Linked DNA regions of Homo sapiens: region 1 is linked to region 2. Evidence: read pairs that join two places in POLR2A ChIA-PET (ENCODE). Cell type or tissue: CD4-positive, alpha-beta T cell. All regions are shown on one strand. Links, peaks and the distances in the headings refer to the core of each region. The heading gives the core; the rest is flanking DNA. Region 1 overlaps TRIM14 (tripartite motif containing 14). Region 2 overlaps TRMO (tRNA methyltransferase O).

Evidence for each region. Peaks named below come from ENCODE experiments on the same cell type or tissue, not always from the same donor. Only the 100,000 strongest peaks of a DNase experiment are listed, where the experiment ranks them.
Region 1: POLR2A ChIA-PET joins it to region 2 with 5 read pairs; 8 of 35 experiments call an interaction of 5 or more read pairs at or near these places.

Annotation. Positions count from the first base shown.
Region 1 is chr9:98,098,591-98,106,002 of GRCh38, forward strand. It overlaps TRIM14 (tripartite motif containing 14), which reads right to left. Exons shown (of 6, transcript NM_014788.4): 3 at 1,341-1,574. Among named protein-coding and RNA genes, the nearest start is that of TRIM14, 17 kb to the right of the region's middle. RefSeq lists enhancers at 3,056-3,105, 3,366-3,485. In CD4-positive, alpha-beta T cell, for the core only: no CTCF peak of the experiment used is centred there; DNase peaks (open chromatin) are centred at 951, 1,451 and 3,501; H3K4me3 peaks cover 1,139 bases; H3K27ac peaks cover 4,736 bases.
Region 2 is chr9:97,900,479-97,907,890 of GRCh38, forward strand. It overlaps TRMO (tRNA methyltransferase O), which reads right to left. Exons shown (of 5, transcript NM_016481.5): 5 at 4,011-4,514. The coding sequence ends at 4,255. Among named protein-coding and RNA genes, the nearest start is that of TRMO, 18 kb to the right of the region's middle. In CD4-positive, alpha-beta T cell, for the core only: no CTCF peak of the experiment used is centred there; DNase peaks (open chromatin) are centred at 4,423, 4,943, 6,243 and 6,753; H3K4me3 peaks cover 3,103 bases; H3K27ac peaks cover 5,000 bases.

The sequences.
Region 1 (7,412 bases), core at 832-5,831, 200 kb after region 2:
AGTCCCAGCTACTCGGGAGGCTGAGGCAGGAGAATGGTGGGAGGTGGAGCTTGCTGTAAGCCGAGATCACACCACTGCACTCCAGCCTGGGCGACAGAGCAAGACTCCGTCTCAAAAAAAAAGAAAAAAGTAGACAGGAACACCATCCTCAACAACATGCTTTCTCTAAATGTAGCAATGACTATCCCTGGGGCTAGTTCTTTTCTTTTTTTTGAGACAGAGTCTCACTCTGTTACCCGGCCTGGAGTGCAGTGGCATGATCTCGTTACTCACTGCAATCTTTGCCTCCCCGATTCAAGTGATTCTCCCACCTCAGCCTCACAGGTGCACGCCATCACGCCTGGCTGATATTTGTATTTTTAGTAGAGAGGTGGTTTTGCCATGTTGGTCAGGCTGGTCTCAAACTTCTGGCCTCAAGTGATCTGCCACAGGGGCTATTTCTTAGACTCTTCCTCAACAAAGCCCAGTGGCCAAGGAGTACCATTGAGCCAGCTGTGACTCAGCCTTTGAAATGTGCTCAGTAGCTGCAAGGACACCTGCCTTTTCAGGTGGGGTGTCTCAATTTAAGACTATAAAGGCAGGCTGATTGCGGTGGCTCACACCTATAATCCCAGCACTTTGGGAGGCTGAGGTGGGCGGATCACCTGAGGTCAGGAGTTCAAGACCAGCCTGACCAACGTGGAGAAACCCTGTCTCTACTAAAAATACAAAATTAGCCACGCATGGTGGCACATGCCTGTAATCCCAGCTACTCAGGAGGCTGAGCCAGGAGAACTGCTTGAACCCAGGAGGCAGAGGTTGTGGTGAGCTGAGATCGCACCACTGTACTCCGGCCTGGGCAACAAGAGAGAAACTCCATCTCAAAAAAAAAAAAAAAAAAAAAAGACTGTACAGTCAGAGGGCCAGGCAGGGTCCCTTGTGGGTTTAGAGTCAGACAGACCTAGACAGACAGCCAGACCTGATACCAGCTCTGCTACCTACCTGCTGTGTGAGACCAGGTGAGTCACTTCACTGAGCCTCAATTTCTTGTTTATAAAATGGGGTGAGCCCACTTTGCAGAGTTCTGGTGAATATTAGTGCTAAACTACACAGTGCTCAGGACACAGGGGCCTTTGAAATTGGTGGCTGTTAATATTATTTAATTAGCCCAAGAGGTGTATTATCTTCCTAACAATGTATATTCTCTTGACCACCTGTGTGGGGGCAAGACAGTCTACATGGTGACAAGACAATAGTCCATGTACTTGCTTAGTGTGTCAATACTGTGCTCAATGCCACAATACTTGAGATGAAGTGTGGGTGGCAGGTGGCAGCAGTAAGAGCAGTGACCCCAGCATTACCTGAAGCCTCTGGACAGGATCGGGCTCCTGGCTGATACTCCAGACCCTGTTGGAGAGATCATTCATGATGTCAAGTTGCTCTCTGCAAGAGTCAGCTTGTTCCCTGTACACCTGGAGGGTAAGCTGCGTGTTTTTATCAATGAATTTCTTGGCCAGCGCTTCCTCTTCGTCAAGTAGTAATCTGAGTTCAGTGAATTTCCCCTTCAGCCAGGTTTTACTTGACTCTGCATTAGCCTAAAAACAGAAAAACCAGTTGCAGATGACATGTCTGCCAACCAGGAAATCCAGAATAATCAACATGAAAAAAATCATAACGTCTGAAATGTGAGTTCAGTAAAGTGGCCAGTCAGACACAAGATCAACTTATAAAAACCAAAGCTTTCCTAAGCACCAGCCCATCACCGATCGTAAAATGCACGGAGAAATAAAGATCCTTTTGAAAATGGGAGAAAAAATAGCAAAATATGTGGAAATATACCTAATACAAAACCATATTCGTGACTGGGAGGGTTGATTACTATAAAGTCACTATTTGTCTCTAAATTAGTCTATAAATTTGATGAAATTCTAATCAAAATCTTAACATGCTGATTAAAAATTATTAAATCATTAGGAGAGAGAATAAGCATAAGAAAAGCCAAAATTGCTTTAAAAAAATCAATAAAGAGAAAACTGATAAGAGGTTATCTGCCTTATCTGCCTTATCTGATAACAAAACAATAAATCTACAGGATCTAAAACCATGTGGCTCAAGCATAGATAAGAGGTCAAAAGTACAAAATAAAGAGCTTTTAAAAGAACTCAAATTATATATGGAAATGTATGTATGTGTATGTGTGGTGTAACAGTGGCATTTTAGAACAAATTTTTGTATTTTTTGTACTAAAAATATAAAAGTAAAAATAATTAAAATAATATGAGATTTTCCACAATGAAAGGTTAAGGAAAACAAACAAAAGAGAAGGTCCAGTTAAACTAAAACACTGTACATAAAGCCCAAAGAATAAATCAATTAGATGAAATACAAAACAATTTTTATTTATTTATTTATTTATTTTTATTTTTTGAGAAGGAGTTTCACTCTTGTCCAGGCTGAGTGCAGTGGTGCGATCTTGGCTCACAGCAACCACTGCCTCCCAGGTTCAAGCGATTCTCCTGCCTCAGCCTCCTGAGTAGCTGGGATTACAAGCACGCACCACCACACATAGGTAATTTTGTATTTTTAGTAGAGACGGAGTTTCACCATGTTGGTCAGGCTGGTCTTGAACTTCTGACCTCAGGTGATCCACCTGCCTCAGCCTCCCAAAATGCTGAGATTACAGGCATGAGACACCATGCCCAGCCCAGAAAATAGTTTTTGATCATTAGATTGGAAGACTTTTAAGAGACTGAAATACAGTCTGTAAGGGTATGTGAAGTAGGGCATTTATATAAACTGTGGGTGGTAGGGTCTATTGGTACTTCGCTTTTAGAGGACAATACGACAATAGCTATCAATTTTTTTTTTTTTTTCAGACGAAGTTTTGCTCTTGTCGCCTAGGCTGGAGTGCAATGGCAAGATCTCGGCTCACTGCAACCTCCGCTTCCCGGGTACAAGCGATTCTCCTGCCTCAGCCGTGTAGCTGGGACTGCAGGTGGCCATCACCATGCCTGGCTAATTTTTGTATTTTTAGCAGAGACAGGGAGTCACTGTTGGCCAGGCTGGGTCTTGAACTCCTGACCTCAGGTGATCTGCCTGCCTTGGTCCCCCAAAGTGCTGGATTACAGGCATGAGCCACTGCACCTGGCCTCAAAGTTTTAAATACATTTATTCTTTCATGCAGCAATTCCTCTTACTTTACTTATATCCTAGAAAATGCTTTCACATGTGCATGAAGATTTGTGTACCAAGATTCTCAGTATATAGCTTCTACACATAGAGAATAGAATTGGGCAAGTGTAGTGGTAGGTGTCTGTAATCCCAGCTACTTGGGAGGCTGAGGCTTGAGAATCACTTGAGCCCGGGAGGTGGAGCTTGCAGTGAGCTGAGATCAGGCCGCTGCACCCCAGCCTGGGCGACAATGCAAGACTTTGACTCAAAAAAAAAAAAAAAAAAGAAAAGAAAAAAACATTGAAAAATGGGCGTCACTAGCAGAAACAGAAACAACAGCAGTGGGGAGCGAACGTTCTGAGAAATAGGGTCAACCACAAACAGCTCACTAGCACTCAAGCATCCTGTTACAAGCACTCAACTCACAGTCCACCTGCACCCAGGCATCCTGTCTGCAAGCATTCAGCTCAAGCAGCACAACCTTAGAAAACTCCACCTCCAGCTCCTGCCTCTTTGCAGACAGTCTTCTTTCTGCTGTCTCACCCATTGCTCCCTTTCAATGTATCTCCCCCTTTTCTCTAAATAAATCTGCCTTTCTAAACTCAATGCTGTTTTGGTAAATTATTTTATTCCCCTGTGCACCAGCCTCAGACAGTTGTTAACCATGACATATTTGGCACAATTTTCAATATGGGATATGTATATCGGTTCATTATATAAATTGTCCTACATTCGTACAATGAAATAATTTATAGCGATTACAAAGAATGCAGTGTGCTGATGCATGCTAAACATGGATGAACCTCGAAGACATCATCCCCAGTGAATTAAGCCAGACAAAAAAGGACAAATAATTTATCATTCCGCTTATGTGAAACATCTAGACCAGGCAAATTTATAGAGACAGAAAGTAGAGTCGACGTTACCAAGGGCTGGGAGAGGGGAAATGGGGAGTAATTGCTTGATGGTTTCAGAGTTTCTGTTTGGGATAATGAAAAAGTTTTGGAAGTAGACACAGGTGATGGCTATACAACATTGTGAATATAATTCATACCACTGAATTGAATACTTTAAAATGGTTAAAATGGCAAATTTTATGTTATGTATATTTTATCACCATAAAAAAAAAGAAGAAGAAAATATAACAACAAAAACAATGCAGTAGGCTGGGCGCGGTGGCTCACGCCTGCAATCCCAGCACTTTGGGAGGCTGAGGCGGGCAGATCATGAGGTCAGGAGTTCAAGACCAGCCTGGCCAAGATGGTGAAACCCTGTCTCTACTAAAAATACAAAAAAATTAGCCGGGCGTGTGGCGGGCGCCTGTAATCCCAGCTACTCAGGAGGCTGGGGCAAAGAATTGCTTGAACCCAGGAGGCGGAGGTTGCAGTGAGCCGAGATCATGCCACTGCACTCCAGCCTGGGCAACAGAACGAGACTCCATCTCCAAAAACAAACAACAACAACAAAAAACAATGCAGTAGACCTATATGTCCTGGCAGGGAAAGTTCTCCAGAAAAAAAAAAAACAGGTGAAAAAGAACAAGCTGCAGAATAATATAAGCAAGATAATCCAAATTTATGTAAAACATAATAAAACAAAACCTGTATATGGACATATGTATACATCTATATATTTGCAAGTGCAATTAAAATGTTTGTTAGTAGTGGTCATATTTGGCAAGAGGCATGGGATTGGGGGTAAGGGAAAAGAGAGGCTCTCACTTTGTACCTTATGTAGTTCCATACTATACCATTGTTTAAATTTTAAAAAATGACAATTTGTTCATGTATTATTTATACAATTAAAAAAACACTAAAGCTGGGCACGGTGGCTCACGCCTGTAATTCCAGCACTTTGGGAGGCTGAGGCGAATGGATCACGAGGTCAGGAGATGGAGACCATCCTGGCCAACATGGTGAAACCCTGTCTCTACTAAAGATATAAAAAATTAGCCAGGTGTGGTGGTGGGCACCTGTAGTCCTGGCTACTCGGGAGGCTAAGGCAGGAGAATCGCCTGAACCCGGGAGGCAGAGGTTGCAGTGAGCCGAGATTGTGCTACTGCACTCCAGCCTGGCAACAGAGCGAGACTCCGTCTCAAAAAAAAAAAAAAAAAAAATTAAACATAGGCCAGCTCCCTTCCTCAGCCCAAACATCTGCACAGTCCACATAGCAGAATGAACCCAGCACCCAGCCAGTCACGAGGGGTGGGCAGGCTCCCGTGATACCGTGTTCTCAGGGGGACAGCATGTGGTTTGGCAGCAAACAGGAGATGAGTTCTCTAAATCTGTGTTTCCTATCCAATGCTCCAGGCAGAGGATAGGTTCAGAGGCTAGCTCATACCACAGGCCTATGGATAGGTTCAGAGGCTAGCTCATACACAGGCCTATGGATTATAGCTTTAAGCTAGCCTGGGAATTAGTCCACATTTTTATGGTTGCAATGGGTCAATGAGCCTGGACACAAATATATATTTACTGAATGATCAAATGAAGAAAATAAAATGTATTTCAAACTCTTGATTTATGAACACATGTTGAAGCAACGTAAGTACACAGAGGACCTTTGCAGAGAAACCAAGAGAGCAAATATCTCCTCCCAACCAAGTTATGCTCCAAGCAGTTTTTATAGATCCACTTTGTAAAGTAGAAAATACAAAAGAAGCTTCACGACGCTATACCTTGTTCTAACTCTCAGCACAGTGGCAACCAGTATGGAAAACAGCCACCAGAAAACTTCTTGTATAAGCAGATGAGGCTGATTATGCAATATGGTCAGAAAGGGGTAGAGAGAGAGAGGGAAGGGGAGAGAGAGAGAGAGAAAGAGAGCAAGAGAATATCATGGTCATGAAATAAGGAAGTACGCCATCTGGTTTGGGTCCCACTGGTTCAAAGTGAAGATCCCAGCTGAACTGGGCTGGGCTTTGAAGAGAGCTGGTGGCTGGGTGAGGGCCTAACAGAGTCTAGCTGAGCAGGGTCTAAGGACTGTGGAAGAGAAAGAAGCTGAACAGCCATGAAGCCCCGGTCAGGGAAGGCTGGGGGATTTTGCACTCAGAGTGTGGGCTGCTGTGTGAATCCACCTCTGGGTCCTGTGGAGAGTGAGGAGATGAAAGGAGGGCGCTGTTTTGCTGAAAACTCAGTATGACTTCCAACAACCCTCCCACGGATGCCTCTCATGGGATGCACCACCAGGGAAAGAAGGCATGCTGTCCAACCTTGCCCAGACCACGTTAGCATGGGGACTCTTTAGACTCTGCTATGGTGGCAATGGCAGGCAGGAAGAGGCAGGGAGTGGCCATGCCCAGCAGGGGCAATGGACACCAGTGGCCTTGTCAGCAGCATGGCCTGGCAGGGTCCCCATCTTTTTGTTCCCAGTCTGGCAAAGGCTGGTTCATGTCCCCCCATTGGTGCCTTGATCCCAAGCCTTGGCTCAGTCCCTACAGCTCCTGCGGGTCACAGAGAAAGGCATGGAGCCAGCAACTGAGGCTCCTTATTCCACCCGCAGGGGTTCTGGGTCTGGTGCCAGGCTGGGCCCTTGTGTCTCAGGCCCATTTCCTGCCCATCCCCGGCTCTGCTCTGTAGGACAGAGGGGCTGAGCCCCGCCGACTGCATTTTCAGGATCACTTGACGTCAGGAGTTCGAGACCAGCCTGGCCAACATAGTGAAACCCGATCCCTACTAAAAATACAAAAATTAGCCAGGCACGGTAGTGGGCACCTGCAGTCCCAGCAATTCGGGAGGCTGAGGCAGGAGAATTGCTTGAGCCCAGGAGGCGGAGGTTGCAGTGAGCTGAGATCACGCCACTGTGCTCTAGCCTTGGCAACAGATCGAGACTCTGTCTCAAAAAACAAACAAACAAACAAAAAAACAAACAAACAAAGTAAATTCACTGATGCCAAAACCAAAGAGGAAACACAGTGTGAGTGACCTGGCAGGAGCTGAAGCTAAGTGACCTGGAAGGAGTGGAGCCAGAGGTGCATGCATGCAGACGAAAGCCACAATGGGGCCTGGCCATCCAGGGGGAGCACAGAGTACCTGGCCACATTCCAGCTGAGAGTGGAAAGGAGTGACCTGCATCAAGTCAGATCCACAAAGAGCTGCTCCATCCATCAACTAGCACCAGAAAAACTCCACCCCCGGGCCCAGGGAAAAGAAGAGGAATCTAGTCATTCATCCAGGGTCACAGGTGAAAAGAAAATCACCAGCAAAACAAATAAAACAACAGTTTTGCATTAAGCAGGGTTGGAGTCCAAATTCACGGAAACT
Region 2 (7,412 bases), core at 2,329-7,328:
GGTTGGATTTCCATGGACTTCATTCTGCCAAAGACTCATGTGCTGAATCATATGGAACTGCTGACCTTCCAATAAACCAGCATGATTTGCTAAGGCGTAGAGCCAGGCTGAGAAGGAAGAGGACTCAGGCCAGACTGGTGGGTTGGAATCCTAGCTGTGCAGCCGAGCAGCTTGAGCACGTTACTCAACCTCCACCCAATGTACGAAAAGCACATAGTCCAGTTCCAAGGACATGATAAAAGTTCAGTAAGTGATGCAGGCTTTCATTTTTATTGAGTCTTCTCTTGCTTTCTCTGGGACTGTAGCATTTTAAAAACCCTACCAACAAGAGGTTGATTCACGTCAACTTCATTTTCTTCTCTCCAAGAAAAAAAGTCACAAACACAGAAACAAAGTCAATGCCTTGTCCGTGTGTGCTCATGGGCTTAATGAGTCACCTGGTTGTGCACAGATCCACATGCTGGAATAATCAATCCCACCCCTGAAGCCAAGCTTACAATTTAAGAAAAAATTAATAAATGCCACTCATCTTTCTAATCTCTTCTCACATGTGACTGACAATCATCAGTCAGCATTGCTTGTACAAGTTACTGTTCTTTAAAGCTGGGGCAGGTGGGCCAAACGCCAAAATTACCTAAACAGCTTGAACTCCTGGTGTTTTCCTCCAAGCCAGTGAAATGGGAATAAAATCTGCTATCAAGGGCTCCCCCTACAGGCACCAAAAAGCAAAGGCTAAAAATTAAGGTGGGTGCCATTTACGCCTAGTAGAGAATTGTTTCTTCTCTTGAAAAAGTTTCTAAGGCAGTCCTGAAACCACAACTTTGCTTGTTGACACAATCCCTTTTCCAAAACTCTGGCCAAAGAGTCTTAAAAATCTAAAGGACCAAGAATCAAGCAACCTCTTCCTCTTGATGTACTCACCTCCCACTTAATAAAGGACCAAATGTGATTTTGATACAAATAGGACACAAAACGACCCTAGAGCTGTAACACTATTTTTGACAGTCATAATTATGGCACTTTTGAGTTTTCTTGTAGCTCATTTCCATCTCATTTTTAGGATTAGTGTGTATTTGTGTGTGTGTGTACATGCGTGTGTGTACATGCACGCACCAAAACAACTTCAATTCCGGACATAAAATCAATGACAGTTTTAAAACCACTTGATGGAAGGTTTGAGGGAACTTTTATCATTTATTTATTTTGTGCTACAAATCAGGTATATTTAATTCTCTGGGTTCGTGGAATGAGCTTGGATGGTTGCCTGCTCTCAAAGGCTAAAAAAAAAAAAAGCTTGGATGGATAAATAAAGTTTCCAAGACATAAAGAAACAGACAGACAGACAGCTTGTTTCAAATTTGTGCTTCTATTTCTCTCTGAGGGATGGAAGTTCACCAACCAGAGATGCACATTTCCTCACAAAGGACACTTGAAGTTGTGCCCACAGAGGCAAATGCTCATATGGAGACTCAAGAAAGCCTGGGGTTCAGAAGAGGCTTGAGATCATGTTATGAGAAACAGCTGAAGAAAACGGGGGTGCTCAGCCTAGGGAAGACCAAGGGGTGGTATGACAGGCTAACTTGGGAGGGCAACCAGCCTGTGTGGCCTCTCTAGTGGGCAGAGCTGTCGGAGGACAGAGTGGATCTCACGTTCAGGAAGAATGTTTTAATAATGAGCACTGCCCATAAAGAATAAGCTGCACAGGTCAGGGGTATATACCTCATTTAGGCAGGGCCTGGAAAGGCCAGATAGTGGGAACATTGAAGAGACTCAGGAACTGGCAGAAAACTGAGCCAGATTATATTTAACATCCTTTTTATTATTTTTGTGGGTTTTTTTTGAGACAGGGTCTCACTCTGTCGCCCAGGCTGGAGTGCAGTGGCACGATCTCGGCTCACTGCAACCTCTGCCTCCCAGGTTCAAGCGATTCTCCTGCCTTAGCCTCCCGAGTAGCTGGGATTACAGGCATGCGCCATTACCACCCAGCTAATTTTTGTATTTTAAGTAGAGGTAGGGTTTCACCATGTTGGCCAGGCTGATCACGAACTCCTGACGTCAAATGATCCACCCGCCTCCGCCTCCCAGAGTGCTGGGATTACAGGCATGAGCCACTGCGCCCAGCCTAAAATCCTTCTTAGCTCTAAAATCCTGAGACTGTATAATAAAACCCCAAACAATTTAATAGTCCTCTTGTTATAAGGCCGTTGGTTACCATCCCCCAGAGTCATTGTTAACATATTAAACAAAACATTTTGTGCTTCAAGCCCTGATGAAGCTTCAAAATAACTTTTCAAAAGAAAAAACAACAAAATCAAACTAAAGTGTAGGCTCTACCAGTGTCAACTTCCTACCTTTAACGTTTACTATAGTTATGTAAGATGGAACCAACCACTGGAAGAAGTTAAATGAAAAGCTGGGTGAAGGGTACACAGGACCTCTACTATTTCTGCAATTTCCTGTGAACCTCTGATTATTTCAAAATAAAAAGCTTTAAAAAATCAAATTAGCCCAGGCACAGTGGCTCATGCCTGTAATCCCAGCACTTTGGGAGGCTGAGGAGGGAGGGTTGCTTGGTACCAGGAGTTCAAGACCAGCCTGGGCAATGAGGCGAGACCCTTGTCTCTACAAAAAAATTTAAAAATAGTGGGGCATGGTGGCATGAGCCTGTAGACCCAGCTACTCAGGAAGGTGAGGTGGGAGGATCCCTTGAGCCTGGGAGGTTAAGGCTGCAGTGAGCTATGATCAGGCTACTGCACTCCAGCCTGGGCAAAAGCATGAGACTCATCTCTAAAAAAAAAATCAAAAACCAAAAATCAAATTAAAGATACCTCCCCAAGAAGTTCTAAGTAACATCAAAGGCAATTACAAATCAGTTTGGTTTAGGAGTACAGTGTCATCAGCCACAAATGACTCTGCACAAGTATCCACAGGCAGCAGAACTCATTTCAAAACTATTCAAGACTATTTCAATCAGCTCATTTCGATCAGCTATTAAGATTTACAATCATGATTAGGAAAGCATGTATCATGTTGACAGGTGTCTAATTTGGTTATGTTGATCATAAATCCTCAGTTATCTGGGAGCACATCATTAAAATCACCTATAGGCAATACATTCTTACAACTGTTTCCTATGTGGTACTACAGAGGATCCATGTATAATTACTGTATTTCTAAAACTATAATACAATAATTTATTTATGTCTTACTTCTTCCATTAACCATGATTGCAACAAGAACTACATCTTGTCATCTTATTTTATCACCAAAACCTAACCCATAGGTTCTCAATAAATAGTTGCAAAGTGAGTATATTAAAAAACAGTAATTATAGGCCAGGCACGGTGGCTCACACCCGTAATCCCAGCACTTTGGGAGGCTGAGGTGGGTGGATCACGAGGTCAGGAATTCGAGACCAGCCTGACCAACATGGTCTCTACTAAAAATACAAAAATTAGCCAGGCATGGTGGCGCACGCCTGTAATCCCAGCTACTCAGGAGGCTGAGGCAGGAGAATTGCTCGAACCTGGGAGGCAGAGATTGCAGTGAGCCGAGATCACGCCACTGCACTCCAGCCTGGGCGAAAGAGCAAGACTCCATCTCAAAACAAAAACAAAAACAAAAAAACAGTAACAATTTTCTTGAACTTCTGAGGGTGATTTCCTTTTCTGATACAAAGACATCCAAAGAAATCTCAGAGAGTCTCTATTTTAGAATCAGTATTAAATATATATACATATATATATGTGTGTGTGACTATGTCACAAAGTCTCTGAAACACATAAGTTTAATCTCAAAAACTATCTCTACTTGTTTTTTATTTGTTAGTTTCCTGATATAGGTTTGATTTGGAATCAAATAGAAAGGTCAGGCTTTTCCAGACAGACAGGAAAACCAATATGAATTACTGAATAGATCCCCTCAACTAGAAAGTCTCTGCTGGAATGAACTTTGTCTAATTTTATCAAGTGCACCAAGAACAGCTTCTTTCAGAAATTATCGAGACAGCATCACCTTTTGATTCTTTAATATCAACAGATCAAAAAGCATTTGGTGATTTCTCTGTATTTTATATCTCTTTGTTAAGTTTATTAATGTATACGTTTTTCAAATAAACATTTTGAACAGCCCAAATCAATCAAAGCCATGAGATCACAAAGTGTTGCTTCTCGACACAACATTAGCTTGTTCAGAAAATCCAAAAGCCACATCCAAAGATCAATGATGCTACCTTAAAGACATGAGGGAGGCTCCTTAAGACCCTAGAGACACCAAGGACCCCACAGGGCCAGTCATATGAACAGGCTCAGAAGCCGGCTTGATCCTCAGCACCTCTGCAAAGCCATCACCAAACCAGCAAGTGACATGCGCTATGTCTACAGTAAAGTAGAAAAGGCGGTCCTGGCAAAGCTTCCGGCGGTACACAGACCGAGGATCCGCTGACAGCACAGCCTCAATGGCACGCTTTGCTTCCTCTGCTGACTGAAAATATTTAAATGACGCCTGACCAACATCTGCAATGAAAAAAACACAACTTAATGAGCACTATCATGCAGGTTGAATTTAATTACAACAAACTTCAATATGGAATCTGGTTGGTTCCTTAAAGATCACTTGACATGGACAGGGTTTGGAAAACTATTTGATCATTACGGAGACTGTCACCGTCAAGAGGTGTTTATTATCATTAGGTTTAACTTGTACACCCCCAAATTTTTGTTTTACTGGACAGAAAAATCATGGTAGTATTTTTCCTTAGTCTCCTAAGACAGGTGAGCTTTCATTTTCTGTCAGCCAAGATGTCACTTTTCTGATATCCAAAATGTCACTTTTCTATACTCAATGTAGACTTTAATTCCTTGTCATTTTCTTCTCAGAACAGAGACAAGGAAATGCATGACAGTCCCAGCATCCTCAGAAAGCCACAAGAAAGAGAACTAAACCCACACACACCCAGAACACCAGCTACAGGCGAGAGAGGCTGCACCAGAAAGCTAGTATCACAGACCCGCAGTTACCAGTAACATCCCTTTGCTTTGGGACTCTCTCACATCTGTGTCCCTAAGAAACAGCAAAACTTCCTATGTTTGTAGGATTTTTAATGTATTTTATTTTTAATATGGTATGTATAAAACATAAATTTAGAAAGTAACTGTGACCTAGTTTTTCATAACTACAACATCACATACATCCAAATGCCCCTTCCAGGAAGGTACAGATCTTAAAAACACTGTCCCTGCTCAAAATATCATCTGTGGTGGCAGTGGATCTTTATCCCTCTTGGAGTGGATTTGATTTCTACAAGCAGCCAAAAATCACTGTGGGCCATATCTAATAAGCAGGTTGGGTAAATAAAGCCATGAAGTACAATTTTTAGTCAAAAATCAATTATATGGGCTGGGCACGGTGGCTCACACCTGTAATCCCAGCACTTTGGGAGGCCAAGGCAGGAGGCTCACAAGGTCAGAAATTTGAGACCAGCCTGACCAACATGGTGAAACGCCATCTCTACTAAAAATACACACACACAAAAAAATTAGCCAGGTATGGTGGCGCACGCCTGTAATTCTAGCTACTCAGGAGGCAGGAGGATCACTTGAACCCGGGAGGTGGAGGTTGCAGTGAGCCAAGATTGCACCACTGCACTCCAGCCTGGGTGACAGAAAGAGACTGTATCTCAAAAAAAAAAAAAAAAATCAATTATATGGCAATAAGGTTCCTTTACTGCATGGCTCATAGAAAATGGCTCTGAAGGCCACTCAAAAATGAGGAGAGCTCATCACACTCCCCTGTGACGGCGTTTCTGGGAGAGGCTCCAGGCCTCTGCTTGGCCGTTTATCTGGCATGGGTGCCTTCCCCCAATTCCCTGCCTACTCATCCTGCCAGGCTCAGCTCAAGCACTGTTTCCTTCCACACTCCCTCCCAGACACAAGTCAGGATTCTCCTCTCAGAGTGCCCACAGCACTCTGCCCAGACCTTTACTCCAGCACCAAACTTCCTCCCATTTCAACACCTTTAACCTCTTCTAGACTCAGAACTTCCTGAAGTCACTTCTTATTTCTGCAACAGCTCTGAATTTTGCTGTTTGCTATCAATCAGTTCCTGTTTTGTAGTTACACTGCGTAATTTCTCATTTTAATCATTTTTTTAATCAGTAAGGCATATTTCAAACATCTGACACATACTGCACTGCAGTTTAAAAAACAAAACTTTCCAGGCTGGGTGTGGTGGCTCACGCCTGTAATCCCAGCTACTCAGGAGGCTGAGGGAGGAGAATCGCTTGAACCCGGGAGGAGGCGGTTGCGGTGAGCCGAGATCGCGTCACTACACTCCAGCCTGGGTGACAGAGTAAGACTCCGTCTCAAAAAAAAAAAAAAAAAGAAAGAAAGAAAAAAGAAAAGAAAGAAAAACAAAACTTTCCATAGTAGTTTGCATTAGACAATAACCACAGGACAAGTGGTAAGCATAAAGTGTCTAGAAGGCAGGACTGTTTTGTTCCACCATAAAATCCTTTTACAACTGACCAGCCTCCTCCCATCAACTGTATACAGTGATGTAATGATTTCTATCAACAAAACTTTTAAAAATAAAAAGATCAATTTTAAAATCAAAAGCTTTGTTTAAAAGTAAAGCCTTAGGAGCCAAAGAGAAGCACAACCCTCAAGTGGCATCACCACTCATGACCACGAGACTGCCGTGTCCAGAAGTGCAGGGGGTGCCCTGCATACGGCACTTGGCTGAAGTTTGCATGTTGGGGCTAAAACCAGTTCCTGGGCCCTGGCAGGTGGCTGCCTCCACCCAGAGGAAGGGGTGGCTTTTCCTTTGCAAAAGGCAACAGTGTGGGCTGGCTGTGGCTCTGACAGGAAGAAATGGGGAAATCTCAGAGTCAGTTGGCATGTATCTCCAGTCCCAACTTTTAGACTTCTTTTTCCCATCAGAAAAACCTCCTTCAGGTTGGATTATCAAAGCCAAATACCCCCCTAGCCTCTTCATTCTCTCCCTGCTAGTAAAGCAGGGGAAAATCTAGTATCTTTGGTTGTGTAAGCCTTTATTTTCTGGATATAGAATGAAAGTCTTCATTGTCTCAATAAGGAACTCCAGCTTGCCTTTGCATGTCACTGAGGTGTGACATCCCAGAAATCACACAGGTAGTGATCTGACCCCAGAGATGGTCCCCTGCTCTCTGGGGATACGGACATCAAGTTCCTCTGCCTTTTACTTCTCCCAAGATCAAAACTCAAGTCCTTACAATGGCCTATAAAACCCTTAGGTGACCTCGTCCCTTTTCTAGTGCCTCTTTGACCTCATATCCTTCCGCTCAGCCCTCCTCAGTCCACTCTGACCACATGACCTCAAACGTGCCATGCACCCTCCACTTTGCGGCTGTGCACTGGCTGTCCCTCAGGCCAGCA